2 separate regions of the Homo sapiens genome follow, and region 1 is linked to region 2. Evidence: chromatin contacts called from ENCODE Hi-C or POLR2A ChIA-PET data. All regions are on one chromosome and are shown on one strand. The core of a region is the stretch at or near the end of the contact, and the rest is flanking DNA. Distances in the headings are between cores, read along the strand shown.

Region 1 (4,858 bases), core at 1,643-4,142, 520 kb before region 2:
CTTTGGATCTGTGGAACCATTTGCCCAGATCCCTGAAGCAGTCTAGTCAATAAGGGAGAGAAGCCAAGAGCAAAATATCAGACATAGGAGATAGCCTGCAGTCCCCCAACTGAGAAAGACAGCCAAGCACAGTCCTGTATGTCCCTATTACTGGGAAGAAAAAACAAGAATTTCAAGGAATTGATGACACTATGTTTATGAGTTATACTTGAGGCCCTGCAGCTGAGGATGTGGGGAGGGGTGAGCAAAGTCAGAGCACTCTTTGTGGGGCTAGTTCTGTCTCAAGAACCTCACACAGTCCGTTGTGCAGACAGGGAAATTTAATTGTTGAACAATTAAGGCAAGGACCACTGCAACCGCCCAGCACCCCACAATAGGCAGGGGAGGGGTGGCGTGGATAGAGGGATAACTCTACCATGTAATACACACCAGATATGTGCAAAATTGGATTTAACCAGGTACCAAAACAGTTACATTAGCATCATCATCATGAAGGGACATTTTAAAATATTTGCCCGTGGTGAGGGATACAAAAAGAGCCTCCAAATCCTGAAGGAAGAGAACACGTGGACTAGTAATACTTGTGGCAGCTGTAGTTGGCATTGACACCTGCCCCGGATTCACATTGCAAGGGAGAGTTAAGGCTGTGTTTTCTCCACTCGATAAAAATGTCAGGTTATAAAGGCAGATAGTGATATCTAAGAAGTCATGGTGCAAATTACCTACAAAAGGAAGGAAAATCTAGATTCCTAACACTCCAGGACACCATATACTTGACACTGTGAGATTCTCAGCACCTTCCTGCAAAACTAATGCAGTCTTCAGTGCACTTGACTTCAGCCAAATAGGATTTATCCGAGTGTTTCCTTTGGAAGTTGAGAGACAGAGAGAGTGGAAAAAAGGGAGAAAAAAAGAGAAAAAGAAAAGCCAGCGAGTGGTGGAAATAACCCACTTCCTTTCTGCAGTGGGTGTTGCCAGTATTTTGTGGTTCTTCATTTGATTTCACTGTGAAAATGAAACTTTAATTTCAAATGATCAGTAAAAGAAGGTAGATTTTAAAAAATAAGGTGTTGTGGTTGCAAATGACAGAAAAACCTGACCCAAACTGGCTCAGCAAAGCAAACATATTGATTGGTGTAGAGAAGTTTTACAAAATGAGGCTGTATCCCTGGCTTCAACACTAACCAGGACCCAGTTTCTCCTCTTGACCTCTTAGCTTTGCCACTTTGGTGTTTATTGGCTCTATTCTCAGACAGGGCCGCCTCTCCTGGTCCCAAAAGGTTTTTGGAAGCTCCCAGAGCTACATGCTTGCTGGCTACATCCAGCGGGAAGGCATTGCTTCTCTAACAGCTTAACTGAAATCCCCTAATTAAATCTCACTGGCTTTAATTGGCAAGATTGTAGTCAGGTGCCCATCTTTGCACCAATTAATGTGAGTAGGAGGGGCAGATCATGCTAATTGGATTATGCCAGTCAGGGTCTGCTCCAGGACCTGGATGGGTAGAACCTATTTCACCCAAACTACCTGGCTGGGAAATCCCAGATCTGTTAGGAAAAGAGAGGTAGGGAATGGATGTGAGAGCGACAATCAACAAACATACCCTACCCTTGTCTTCCTGAACATGTTTTGAATTTTTGGAATTACATTCGGTTTTTTTCTTGAGACAGGGTCTCACTCTTTACCCAGGCTGGAATGCAGGGGCGAGATCATGGCTCAATGCAGCCTTCACCTCCCAGGCTCAAGTGATCCCCCTACCTCAGCCTCCTGAGTAGCTGGAACTACAGGCACATGTCACCACACCCAGCTAATTTTCGTATGTTTTGTAGAGATAGGGTTTCGCTGTGTTGTCCAAGCTGGTCTCAAACTCCTGAGCTCAGGTGATCCGCCCACCTCGGCCTCTTAGAGTGCTGGGATTACAGGCATGAGCCACCCATGCCTGGCCTGGAATTATACTTTAAATGCATTCGAAGAATAAAGTACCACAAGAAAACCTTACTGTGTGTACTTTGGTTGTATTACATTTTTCAGTGATGCTAACAGTCATGCCTTTGTGCATCTTTTTGTAAATCCATATTATCCATCAAAATAAATACAGGTTCCCAAAATGTTTGGAATTCTAAGAAGGAGGAGAGTAGGGAAATTAATATCACTATTTTTATGTTGTGCTAGCTTTACCCATTCAGCTCTTCTACTGAAGGTGAAGTAAGATTTAATTAACTACCTTTAACTAGAAGGCAAATCAGGTCAAGGGTTGCTATGTAAAACCTATTAAATTGTTTAGCCTAAAGCTGCCTTCTTACGTATTTTAGCCTAAAGATTTCTCCGTACATAGTGAACTGTAGCCTAACTGGATGCATAAACAGACTGTAACAAACTCTTGTAACAAGTAGCGGAGTTTCAGCCAATCACAGCAGCCAACTGTTCAAACCGTAGCCAAATAAGGCAGACCCCGAGCTGTAAACAACCTGACTGTTTCTGTATCTCACTTCTGTTTTCTTTATGTCACTTACTTTCTTCTGTCCATAAATCCTCTCTGACGCATGACAGCGCCAGTTGCTCTGAATCTATTCTGATGGTGGAGTTGCCCAATTCTCCAATTGTTCTTTGTTCAATTAAACTCTGTTAATTTATCTAAAGTCTTTCTTTTAACAAACCATACAGCAAGTTCCTTCCTTTTCTGCTCATAGGTGGATCACTAACTTGCCTCTAAGGAAGGGAACATAGTTGTGGACCAGTGAGGTTCACCTGGCTGTTTTTGCAGTTGGATGTGTGTCTCTGAGAGGACACTCATGGCTGCCCTGGGAAACCACAGCAGTTACCATGGGCCAGGAAACCATCCCCCTTTGGGTTGGACGCCTCCTCACCTGCCTTTTCATAAACCACATAGCCACTGGAGTGCAGTAATGGTTTAGGCAGGTGTTTACTAGAGATCATTGTTCTGCTGCTGTAGAGAGTCAGGGACAAAACTGGGGAAGAAGGCATTGTCTCTCCTCCACCGCTTTCCTCCCCTGGGAAGCTTAAGCAGTGATCTCTCCTGCACTAGCCCTTGACTGGGGTGTGTCTTTGAGTGTGACTGCAGGTCTTCTGTTGGTCTTCAGATAGTTTCATTCTCTCTCCCCATTATGCCTCCCTTCCCTTTAACCCATCTCCTTCCTTTTCATTGATAGTCCCTGTTCCCTGGATCTACCATCCCTCCCTCTTCCTTAGAGATAATCAAGTTTTCCTCTCCTTTGGTCCCTCCTCATGACTTGCACATTTTGCAGCCTTGGGTGAATGTCCATTACTTCTCTTGTCTGTCTACTGACTTGTTCTGCAGAGGGAGAGGCCGTCTCTGGTTTCAAGACATGTGTCTACTGAGTCCCTGGAGAGGAAAGTAGATGAGTTCCAGTCCCATGGATAAGGGAAGTGTTAAATGGTAGCAGGTTCTATTCAGTGCCCTGGTGGGTTTTCTCTGGATTGTTTAACAGCAAAAAAAATCTTTCCACTAGAATTTTTTAAACTGGTATTTTAGGTTTGGAGGTACATGTCCAGGTTTGTTATAGAGGTAAACTCATGTCACAGGGGTTTGTTGTACAGATTATTTCATCACCCAGGTTCTAAGCCCAGTGACCAATAGTTATTTTTTATGATCCTCTCCTTTTTCCCAGCCTCTACCCTCAAGCAGACCCTGGCGTCTGTGGTTCCCCTCTTTGTGTCCATATGTTCTCATCATTTAGCTCTCACTTATAAGTGAGAACATGTGGTGTTTGGTTTTCTGCTCCTGTGTGAGTTTGCTAAGGATGATGTCCTCCAGCTCCATCCATGTCCCTGCAAAGGACATGATCTTATTCTTTTTTATGGTTGTGTGGTATTCCACGGTATATATGTGCCACATTTTCTTTATGTCATCTACAGTTGATGGGCATTTAGTTTGATTGCATGTCTTTGTTACTGTGAATAGTGCTGCAGTTGAATTATGTGTCTTTACGAAGACATGTGTACATGCGTCTTTATGACAGAACGATTTGTATTTCCCTGGTTATATACCCAATAATGGGAATGCTGGGTCGAATAGGAATTCTGTTTTTAGCTCTTTGAGGAATGGCCACACTGCGTTCCACAATGGTTGGACTAATTTACACTCCAACCAACAGTGGCACTATGACTAATTTCTATCTGGATTCCCCATTGTTATCTAAACAAGAAAGGTACTTTCCTTCTATTCACGTAACTTTACCTTGTTTCCTACTAAAAATCCTGGGCTTATGCTAAGGTAGTATTAATCTTTTCCTGCATAAACAGAAGGCAAATGGCATGTCCGAGCTCTTCTCTCCAATCAGTAGGCTTCTCCCCTGACTGCAGGAGGAAGAAGGAGATACCTTTTGGTTCATCTAACAAAGTATATGAATCTATTTTGGGTGGAAGCAGCAGCAGTATTGGCATTTGCTTCTCAGAGTGGATTTGTTTCCAAATCTTAAAGTGTAGTCAGATTCCCTCGGACATTCGAGAGCATGCAGTAGGTGTTCATGACCTGTTTGTAAGTTGAATGGTGAGGGTGAGCTACAGAGGGGATGAGTTGGACTCAGAGGGGAAAGGAGATTAGGCCAGGAGTCTAAATCGTGGGTTATGACTCTGGTCCTGCAATGCACTGACTTTGTGATTTGGGGCAATTTTACTTCATCTCTTTCAGCCTCAATTTCCCCATTTATAATATGAAGATAATCAGTACCTTCAAGGCAAGTAAATGAGATAGTGGGCACGTGAACATGCTTTGTTAATCTGTAATACCAAGATATTATTAGAACCTATACAATTTATTTTCAGATATTAAAGTCAGTGTGTCCTTCTGTTCACATATTTACTTGTCAACAGTATCTT
Region 2 (5,184 bases), core at 931-3,430:
TTCTCTAGGAATAAAAAGTCTGCAGGCAATCCATCTAGGCCTGTTACTGAGGTTCTATGATGCCTCAGGGATTCACACTCCTTTCGCTCCCCTTACCCATCTATCCCTATAGTGTGACTTCCACTCATGCTCATCACATCATAATTGCAAAATGGATGCTTGCTTCTCAGACGGGGCCCACAGTCCCCAGGCAGGAAGAAGGGGAAGAGTGAAGGGCAAAAGAACTTTCTAAGAGGCTCTCACCCAGTGACTTCTGTTTCATCTTATTGGCCAAAATTGCGTCTAGTAGCCACCCTAGCTGCAAGGGAGTTTGGGAAATGAAGTTTGTAGGTGAATATATCATGCCCTGTAGAAACTGGAGGTTTTAGTAGGGAAGAAGGTAGAAATGAATATTGGGTTAACAACAAGCAAGCAATGGGCTTTTTTTTTTTTTTTTTTTTTTTTTGAGACGGAGTCTCATTCTGTCGCCCAGGCTGGAGTGCAGTGGTGCAATCTTGGCTTACTGCAAGCTCCACCTCCCGGGTTCACGCCATTCTGCTGCCTCAGCCTCTAGAGTAGCTGGGACTACAGGCGCCTGCCACCAAGCCCAGCTAATTTTTTGTATTTTTAGTAGAGACAGGGTTTCACCGTGTTAGCCAGGATGGTCTTGATCTCCTGACCTTGTGATCCATCTGCCTCGGCCTTCCAGAGTGCTGGGATTACAGGCATGAGCCATTGCGCCCAGCCTTTTTTTTTTTTCTTTTTCATTGCATTTCAGGGTTAGTCATGCCTTTTTTTTCTCCCTCAGACTTTAGTGAGCATCAGAAATGTTATTTCTGGCCGGGTGCGGTGGCTCACACCCAGCACTTTGGGAAGCCAAGATGGGTGGATCACTTGAGGTCAGGAGTTTGAGACCAGCCTGTTCAACATATGAAACCCCATCTCTACTAAAAATATAAAAATTAGCCTGGTGTAGTGGCCCACACCTGTAATCCCAGCTACTCAGGAAGCTGGGGCAGGAGAATCACTTGAACTCAGGAGGCAGAAATTGCAGTGAGCCGAGATCAAGCCATTGCACTCCAGCCTGGGTGACAGAGCAAGACTCCATCTCAAAAAAAAAAAAAAAGAAAGAAAAAAACAGTGCTATTTCTTAGAATTCAGATTCCTAGGCCCTATTCTGGCATCCTTGCTTGGGAGCAAACCCCTCACGTGATTATTTTCAGCCAAACTGACACCTGTTCACAGACAAACACATGAGACCACTAGTTAGTTGTGAAATTCAAACCTGAATATGAACTGTTAATAAACTAAGTCAAGGCCAGGCACGGTGGCTCATGCCTGTAATCCCAGCACTTTGAGAGGCCGAAACGGGCAGATCGCCTGTGGTCAAGAGATCGAGACCATCCTGGCCAACATGGTAAAACCCCGTCTCTACTAAAGATACAAAAATTAGCCGGGTGTGGGGGCGTGCGCCTGTAATCCCAGCTACTCGGGAGGCTGAGGCAGGAGAATCTCTTGAACCCGGGAGGCGGAGCTTGCAGTGAGCCAAGATTGCGCCACTGCACTCCAGTCTGGGCGACAGAGTGAGACTCCGTCTCAAAAAATAATAAATAAATAAACTAAATCAAAATAAAATATTAAAATCAAAATAAAAGATTTTCTCATGAATCCTCAAGTTTTGGCACAGGTGGAACCCGAAAACATTAGAATATGAGAAAACAATTAGCAAATTAATTAAGATCTTCGTTTTCATTAATTGTGAAGGCAGTTCTTTTACCTTTTGTGAAGACATTGGAGAACAAGGCAGCTAGAACCTGAGAAGCCGTGATTCTGTAGAGAGGGAAGCCTGGAGAAGGGAGGCTCACTTTTTTTTTTTTGAGATGGAGTCTTGCCCTGTCGCCCAGACTGGAGTACAATGGTGCCATCTTGACTCACTGCAACCACCGCCTCCTGGATTCAAGTGATTCTCCTGCCTCAGCCTCCCAAGTAGCTGGGATTACAGGCGCCTGCCACCACACCTGGCTAATTTTTTGTATCTTTAGTAGAGACGGCGTTTCACCATGTTGGCCAGGCTGGTCTTGAACTCCTGACCTCGTGATCCACCCGCTTCGGCCTCTCACAGTGCTGGGATTACAGGCATGAGCCACTTCAGCCCGCCGGAAGCTGACATTTGCTGCCGCTTTGTTCCACAATGAACTTGCTGCTTTGAAAGCGGTGACTGAGAGGTTGAGACACTGAGCAGAAAAGGAAAGCTAAGAAGCTGAAAAGCTGTTAAAACTTTTTTTAAGGCAGATTCAGGACTGGGACAGTAAAATCTGGGGTACAGAGCCTGCTAGAGGCAGTCCTGGGGCCCTGGAGGGGACTCTGACCTAGGAACAGGTCAACTAAAATAGGGGGAAACCTTAAGTGCAGCCTCGAGCCAGCTCTACCCTTGATGGATACCTGGCTGCCCTGCCCACTGCTGGGGTTACTGAATCAGCGCTTAGTTCATTAGTTTGTTTTTCTTCTCCTTTCTTAGTTTACTATGAGCCAGTGTTTCCGGAGCCACCAAAAAAGCTCAATATAACTCCTGGTGTTTAAGATAAGCACTTGACATGCTTGTTTTCCTTTTACAGCAGCTTAAAATGTGCGTCTGACAGTTTCTAAAACCTAAAACAACACATAGGCTTTTCTGTTTATTTTTATTCTTATTTTTATTTTAAGTTCCGCTTTTCTGTTTTGCTGAGTTTTGTTTGCTTTAATTTTTGTTTTATAGTCTTTGTTAGACTCTATGACAGATGTCTGAAGGCATATGTAGCCAAATTTGTATAGTGGCTCTCACTACTTGGCATGTTTTCAGGTGGCTTTTACTTTGTTCTTTAAACTTTCTAAAGTCCTTTTTGTTTTAAAATGAGGATGAATAATATTTACAAAGAGCTATTTCTAAAGTATGTATTTGCTGGCAAATCTTGACTACGTATCACTGTTTTGGAACCTGCTTTTTCATTTCAGAAGTGTTTTATGTTTGAATGCATCTTTCTTTCTCTCTTTTCTTTCTTTCTTTCTTTCTTTCTTTCTTTCTTTCTTTCTTTCTTTCTTTCTTTCTTTCTTTTTCTTTCTTTTTTTTTTTTTTGAGACGGAATTTCCCTCTGTGGTCCAGACTGGAGTGCAGTGGTGCGATCTCGGCTCACTGCAACCTCCACCCCCCGGGTTCAAGTGATTCTCCTGCCTCAGCCTCCCAAGTAGCTGGGATTACAGGTGCCTGCCACCATGCCCAGCTAATTTTTGTATTTTTAGTAGAGATGGGGTTTTGCCATGTTGGCCAGGCTGGGCTTGAACTTTTGACCTCAGGTGATCCACACGCCTCGGCCTCCCAAAGTGCTGGTATTACAGGCGTGAGCCACCGTGCCGGGCCTGAATGCATGTTTCTTTCTACATTTGCATTTGCATGTACATATGTATATAACAAGTGTCAGGAGTAATGTATATGGTGATTGTCTTGTACTGTGGGTGATTTCTGCTTTTTTCCCCCTATGGTTTCCAGAAGTTTCAGGAGGGTCTGCAGATGCTGGTAAGACCCCCGCCCCAGTTGGTTTCCAGGTTCTTGACACCTTTTCGAGAAAGAATTCAGGGACAAGTCAGAATGAAGGGAAAGGCAAAAAGCTTTTATTGCAAAGTGATAGTATGCACTGAAGAGAGAAGTGCAGGCATGTTTGTGAGAATGAGTCACACAGAGGGAGTTTGGGTTTCTAATTTTATGGGTGTTTCTTTAATTAGGGGGTGAAATAATCATTAGGTATTTTGGAAGAGGGGGGATTTCAGGGACCCCCCACTGTCCCACACCCCCAGGTACCACCCCCTTTCTCCCTGATTTGGGTTTGCACTGAAGAGTCATGGACATGTCACCCTGTCTCTGTTGCCAAGGCTGGAGTGCAGTGGCGTGATCTCGGCTCACTGCAACCTTTGTCTCCTGGGCTCAGGTGATCCTCCCGAGTAGCTGGACTATAGGCGTATGCCACCATGCCCAGCTATTTTTTTTTTTTTTTTTTTGTATTTTTGGTAGAGAAGGGGTTTCACCATATTGCACAGGCTGGTCTCGAACTCCTGACCTCAGGTGATCTGCCCTCCTCAGCCTCCCACAGTGCTGGGATTACAGTCATGAGCCACCAAACCCAGCCTTCTCCTCCTGATTTTGGGTTTTCTGTTATCCCACAGTTTCTTTGCCTAGCTCTTGTTTAAGCTCTTGTGTGGATTCTTCCATCCTCTTGCGAGCACCCAGTGATCTTCCTATCTCATTCCCCCTTCAGAGATTTCCATCCCTTATTCTTAAGGGTTGATGAGGGAGGAGGTCAGTCATCTGTGTCGTCTTCTTGCTGATTTAAGGGCGCTGGCCCTGCCTACCAAAGGATTGGAAATCTCTGGCTGCTGGTCTAAGGATCCCAGGCTGCATTAGCAGGAGAGTCCCATGCTGAGACAGGAATTGGCTGAAATCCTTGCATCACCATCATCTTTACATGGAGTTGCTGTAACCTAGAAGATATAAACTTTATAAGGAAGTTGAATACGCATGGGCCAAATATTTTTATTATTATTATTTTATTTATTTTTTGAGACAGAGTCTCACTCTGTCACCAGGCTGGAGTGCAGTGGTGTGATCTCGGCTCACTGCAACCTCCGCCTCCCAGGTTCAAGCAATTCTCCTGCCTCAGCCTCCTGAGTACCTGGGACTACAGGCGCGTGCCACCATGCCCAGCCAATTTTTGTATTTTTAGTAGAGACAGGGTTTCACCATATTGGCCAGGATGGTCCCAATCTCTTGACCTCATGATCTGCCCGCCTCAGCCTCCCAAAGTGCTGGGATTACAGGTGTGAGCCATCATGCTCGGCCCAATGGGCCAAATACTAACAATAAGATCACCATTAATGGGCCTAAAAGTGGTAAAACCAGGTAACAGAAAGTAGAGCAGCCTTAACGCATTCCCTTTGGAATCGGCCAAAAGGTTTTCCTTTCCAAAGGTGTGAAGCCCTTTTGCTTGGTCAGCTGTGCCTGAATTCCAAAGTGGGGGAAGGTATGGCGAGGCGTGACTGACTCCCAGCTTCCTGTCATGACCTGAACTAGGTTTTCAGGCTGTTTCGGTTGTTGTTTGGATTCCCTTTGGCCAAGAGAGAGATCCATTCTGTTGGGGGCTTCTAATTTTTTTTTTTTTTTTTTTTTTTTAGTTTATA

The links. Hi-C counts contacts between places; a loop is a spot of excess contacts on that map. ChIA-PET counts read pairs that join two places held with the same protein, here RNA polymerase II (POLR2A). Pooled maps may share reads with other maps.
Region 1: a pooled map shows a loop between it and region 2 (2.4-fold over the local background). The contact joins two enhancer-like sites. A Hi-C loop is called at or near these places in 1 of 168 maps with a recorded cell type or tissue (Right ventricle myocardium inferior), 2 of 37 single-sample maps with no recorded cell type and 1 of 50 pooled maps. POLR2A ChIA-PET finds 5 or more read pairs at or near these places in 1 of 52 experiments (T-cell).

Annotation. Positions count from the first base shown.
Region 1 is chr18:24,007,850-24,012,707 of GRCh38, reverse strand. The region is part of intron 2 of TTC39C-AS1 (TTC39C antisense RNA 1); the gene reads left to right. It also overlaps a transcript of TTC39C not described here. Among named protein-coding and RNA genes, the nearest start is that of TTC39C, 4.5 kb to the left of the region's middle. RefSeq lists an enhancer at 2,579-2,708. Within about 2 kb of position 2,892, at least 7 of the 41 ENCODE cell types and tissues checked have a DNase peak (open chromatin) inside an H3K27ac peak, as active enhancers do.
Region 2 is chr18:23,485,412-23,490,595 of GRCh38, reverse strand. No RefSeq gene overlaps it. Among named protein-coding and RNA genes, the nearest start is that of RMC1, 16 kb to the left of the region's middle. RefSeq lists an enhancer at 2,184-2,353. Within about 2 kb of position 2,180, at least 19 of the 41 ENCODE cell types and tissues checked have a DNase peak (open chromatin) inside an H3K27ac peak, as active enhancers do.